2 separate regions of the Homo sapiens genome follow, and region 2 is linked to region 1. The links are chromatin loops, found by intact Hi-C in ENCODE. Cell type or tissue: mammary epithelial cell. All regions are shown on one strand. Links, peaks and the distances in the headings refer to the core of each region. The heading gives the core; the rest is flanking DNA.

Region 1 (2,801 bases), core at 187-2,686:
GCACTAAAAAATCGGAATGATACAGAGATTAGCATGGCCCCTGCAGAATGATGCCATGCAAATTTATGAAATATTCCATATTTTTTTGAAGAACAAAACCTGCTTTCTGGCTGATTGCCTTGAAGGAAAAAAAAAGAACCTATTTTTTTGGATTATTTACCAATCACACCACACAAGCATTTATTTTAGTACCTTTTATTTTTTAAATAAAATTGCTAATTGCAAAGCTTTGTATTAAAATAAATAAATAATAAAATAAAAATAAATACTAAAAAGAGATTTATGAAGCGAAACTAAACTTCTCAAAACCATCTAATATGCTCTTGTTAGGCTTAGGCATATTATTACTCAGGCTAATTATATTAGCAAAAAAAGTTACAGGAATAAATATCCATTTATATTTTCACACAGGAACACATTACAATGAGTTGTTCTGGTTGAAAAGTAAGCATTTTTTACCATGAAAAAATATTACATTTATTTTTAGTGTATCAGAGGTTCAGCTGAACTTTCTCATGTAATTTGTTAATTAGTAATCAAAGCTATTTCAAATTATGTTTTTTCCCAAAACAATTAAACCATAATTTCTTTTTAATTATACATTTTTATATATATCCATAAATGGGTAGCTCATATATTTTTATTTAGGGAAATATTTTTATATAGGAAAAATTTCTTAAAAATTGAAATTTTGAAGTGCCAAGTTCTATTCTACTTATGTCTTATTTCTAAAGGGAAAGTAATCCAAAAATTGAATGCAATAAAGGTGTTTTCAGTTGTTCGGTATCCAACAGTCACCTCTCTGCCTGTACATAGACCATTTTCCCATAGCTCCTTTAATATGACAGGGAAGGTGGTGCATAATATTTCCATTTCCTGTAAGATCTTACAATAAAGAAAAAAGCATCATTTGCTGTGCAAATAATAATAAAGACTTAGGTTATGAGCCTTGAGTTCCATGATATGAATCCGACTTCCTGCTCCAGTCATTGAATTTCAATTGACATAAAATACATTGATCTATAAATATTTGCTGTGGTATTAAATTAAACAACATAAATTACAATGCCAGCAGGTGAGGTGGCTCACACCTGTAATTTCAGCACTTTGGGAGGCCAAAGCAGGAGGATCACTTGAAGCCAAGAGTTCAAGATCAGCCTTGGAAACATAGCAAGATCCCTGTCTCTACAAAGTATTAAGAAAACAAAAAAATTAGCTGGGTGTGGTGGCGTGTGCCTGTAGCCTTAGCTACTCAGGAGGCTGAAACAGGAGGTTCTCTTGAGCCCAGGAGGTCGAGGCTGCAGTGAGCTATGATCATGCCACTGCACTCCTGCCTGGACAACAGGATGAGACACTGTCTTAAAAAAAAAAAATTACAATGCCAACAATTAATGTTAGGGTAAATGTTATACGAGAAAGAAAAGTTCATCAAGTATCCCTTCAATTTTTATTCCTTTTTTTTCCAAAAACACAATGGAATTAATAAATGAACAAACAATCCAAACCTTTGCAGTCGCAATGATAGCTTTCCAATTTTCAAAACTCTTTAAACTCATTTTGGATCTGCATAGTTTTAGAACCTACCCTGAGGGAAGCTTTTCTTCAATTGTTTTCTTAGTTAATGTACAGGCTTCTGCTAGTTTTGGCTTGTGGTTGATCAAGGTGCTCCCTCTCTTGCCCATTCTTGTTTTGGTGTCTCATTTTATATTTGAGATTTTGACTCACAGAGCTTCCTGTTTTATAATCTTCTGACTCACCAGGAGAGGGAAAATGAGTATCAAATCTCACGTCTTGAAATTTTACCATATAAATTAGTTTACCTTTACCCATACTGAAGGGACTATCATATGAATGAGCAATATCACTGCTGGGTACATATCCAAAGGAAAGAAAATCAGTATATCAAAGAGATACTGGCACTCTTATGTTTATTGCACCACTTTTCACAGTAACCAAAATACGGATTCAACCTAAGTGCCCATCAATTAATAAATGGATAAAGAAAATGTGTTATATGTACACAATGTCATATTATTCATCCATAAAAAATTCTGTCATTTGCAACCCAATGAATGGAACTGGAGGATATTACATTAAGTAAAATAAGGTAAGTACAGAAAGATGAATATTACATGTTCTCCCTCATATAAAGGAACTAAAAAGAATGAATTCATGGAAATAGAGAATAGAAAGATGGTTACCAGAGGCTAGACAGGGTGATGGGATGGGAGGATAAAAAGGAGATGGTTAATTAGTACAAAAACAGTTAGACAAAAGGAATAAAATCTAGTGTTCAGTAGAACAATAGGGTAACTATGGTTAACAATAATTTACTGTATATCTCAAAATAACTAAAAGAGCAGAATTGGACTGTTCCTAACACAAATAAATGATAAATTCTTGAGGTGATGGATATTACAATTATCCTGATTTGATTATTACACAATTTATGCTTCATCAAAATATCACATGTATCTCATAAATATGTACGACTCATATGTATCCAGAATTAAAAATAACTTTAAAAATACAATTAGATAAGAAGGAATGTATTCTAGTGCTCAATAGCACAGTAGTGTGACTGTAGTGAACCATAATTTATTGTATATTTCAAAATCGCTAGAAGAGAAGACTGGGCATGTTCCCAACACAAGGAAATAACAAGTGTTTGAGGTGGTGGATATCCCAATTACCTTGATTTGATCATTACATACATTTTATGCATGTATCATAATATCACATGTAACCCATAGATATGTACAATTATTATGTATCAATTTAAAAAGTATAATAATACCTAA
Region 2 (2,801 bases), core at 182-2,681, 350 kb after region 1:
AGTAGCTGGGATTACAGGCGTGCACCACCATGCCAGGGTAATTTTTGTATTTTTAGTAGAGATGGTGTTTCGCCATATTGGCCAGGCTGGTATCGAACTCTTGACCTCAGGTGATCCACCCGCCTCAGCCTCCCAAAGTTCCAGGATTACAGGCGTGAGACATTGCGCCCAGTTGGGAGGTAATTTTAGAAATTCTGTTAAATATTGGCTTGAGGAAATATGCACATGGTGATCCCTTATTGTCATTTCCAGTGTCTCAGAGAAGTCAGCTATAGTCAAGGGCTTTTGATTTATTCTCCTATAAATAATATAAGAAACAACAGTTGATAGTGGTTTGTTGGTTCAGTGGGTTTGATTTTTAGTCTTGAGAAAGAATATGGAAGAGAGAAATGAGAAAAGAAAAGTAAGTTCAATATTCCAATAGGTATTTTGCTACAGCTACAATTATAATTCTAAAATTTAGTTACTGTTTTTTATTGATAATTCTTTTTTTGTTGAAAGCAATATTATTTCTTCTGAGTAGCATATCACGGTGAATCAGACTTAAAACCGTTATTAGCATAAATGTTTTCTTTTCTCCATTAACTCTTACCACACTAAATAGAATTATTTTAACTGTTCCTTACTTAGTAATTACCGTGTGGCTTTTTAGTGCTAACTTCTGTAATAAAAAGGAAATGTATGAACATATTTAATTGAAAATTATAGTAATAAAAAAGATGCATTTCACTTATCTTAGCTAGAATAATTATTTTCTTGTTTTCTATGTTAAAGTATGCTACTTTAAAGATGTCATTATTTTTTATTTTTTTATAAAATATGTATCTTATGGAGAAAACTAAATATACATGCTGCCTGCTTTATTTTATTTTTAAAAAATTATTGAGATTTTTTTAAACATTGATAAACTTTATTATTTATAGCAGTATTAGTTTTACAGGATAATGAATGGTAGTACAGATAATTCCTATTTACCCTGTTATATCCCTCCAGTTTTCCCCATTATTAGGGTTCAATATTGAATTGCACATTCTATAGGTTCTGACAAATGTATACAATATCATTTATCCACCACTATTGTATTATACAGAATAGTTACACTACACTAATATTCTTTCGTATTTCACCAATTTACCTCTTGCTCCCTCTTACTGAATCTCTGTCAACCACTGGACATTTTACTGTCCCTATAGTTTTATCTTTTCTGTAAAGTCATTTGGTCGGAATCATATAGTATGTAGTATTAAATATTCCCAGATTGGCTTCTTTCACTTTGCAGTACCCATTTATGGTGCTCCTTGTCTTTTCATGGCTAGTATCTTATTTCTTTTTATTAGTGCGTAATAACCCACAGTAGAGATGTACCACAGTTTAGGTATTCATTCATCTATTGAAGGACACTGTATTACTCAGTGTTCTCCAGAGAAACAATCAATAGAATGTATGTGTTTATCGGCCTGTCTGCCTGTCTGTTGGTTTCTTTATTTACTAGAAAGAATGGGATCAGCCTACCATTTAAATGTAAATCTCATCCAAAAACACCCTCACAGACACACCCAAATAATGTTTGACTAAATATCTGTGGAATCCATGACTCCATGATCCAGTCAATTTGACACAGAAAAAGTGACTCATCACAAATATCTTGGCTGCCTCCCAGTATGGAAATCAGAAATAAATTTTATGTAAACATTACATAACATTTTTTTGTGTGTGGATGTAAGTTTCTAAATCATTTGAAACAATACCAAGGAGTGTAATTGCTGGAACATATAGTGAGAGTATGTTTAGATTTGTAAGAAAATATTAAACCATCTTCCAAAGTGAATGTACCATTTTGCATTCCCAACATCAGTGAATGAGGATTCCTGTACCAGCATGTGCTGCCGTCAATGTTTTGAATTGTAGCCATTCTAATAAATGTGTAGTGATATTGCATTATTATATTTAATTTTTAATTCTCTAGTGACATATCATGTGGACCATAATTTGAATGCTTGATTGCCATCTGTATATCTTTTCTGGTGAGGTGTCTATTCAGATTTATTGCCCCCTTTTAAATTGGGCTGTTCATTTTCTTATTGTTGATTTTTAAATGTTCTTTCTATATTTTGGACACAGATCCTTCATATGACTTTCTCCCTGTCTGTTATTTGTAATTTCATTTTTTAAAAAGAATAATGGTTTTTAATATTAATGAATTTATTTATCCAGTTTTTCTTTCATAGATCCTGTTTTTGTTGTACCTAAAAAGTCATTATTAAGCCCAAAGTCACCTAGATTTTCTCATACACTATCTTCTAGGAGTTTTATATTTCCATTTTACATTTACATATGAGCTCTATGTCTAGGTTATTAATTTTTGCAGGTTCATTAGTTGAAAATATTATCCTTTCTTAATTAAATTGCCTTCAATTATTCATCAAAGATCAGCAGACTGTATTTGTTTTGGTCTATTGCTGGGTTCTCTATTTTATTCCATTGTTCTATTTATCTATTACTTTGTCAGTATCAACTGCACTGATTATTATAGGTGTATAGTAAGCCTTGAACTATAGTAGTGTCAGCCCTGGACAGCCTTTGTTCTGCTCCTTTAATATCCTTGGTTATTCTGTGTCTTTTGCCTTTCCACACAGACTTAGAATCAGGTTGTTCATATCCACAAAAAGCATGCCAGGATTTTCACTGGGATTATATTGAATCTGTAGATCAAACCAGAAGAATCCAACATGTTGACAATATTGAGACTTTCCACATATGCAGAATATCTCTCTATTTATTTAGATTTTATCAGTGCTTTG

What was found. Peaks named below come from ENCODE experiments on the same cell type or tissue, not always from the same donor. Only the 100,000 strongest peaks of a DNase experiment are listed, where the experiment ranks them.
Region 2: a loop joins it to region 1, with 4 times the contacts of the local background. A loop is called at or near these places in 2 of 110 quality-filtered maps.

Annotation. Positions count from the first base shown.
Region 1 is chr13:85,582,032-85,584,832 of GRCh38, reverse strand. It overlaps the pseudogene RNU6-72P. Among named protein-coding and RNA genes, the nearest start is that of SLITRK6, 220 kb to the left of the region's middle. In mammary epithelial cell, for the core only: a CTCF peak has its summit at 1,708; a DNase peak (open chromatin) is centred at 1,692; H3K27ac peaks cover 1,715 bases.
Region 2 is chr13:85,235,389-85,238,189 of GRCh38, reverse strand. No RefSeq gene overlaps it. Among named protein-coding and RNA genes, the nearest start is that of LINC00375, 89 kb to the right of the region's middle. In mammary epithelial cell, for the core only: no CTCF peak of the experiment used is centred there; a DNase peak (open chromatin) is centred at 1,629; H3K27ac peaks cover 683 bases.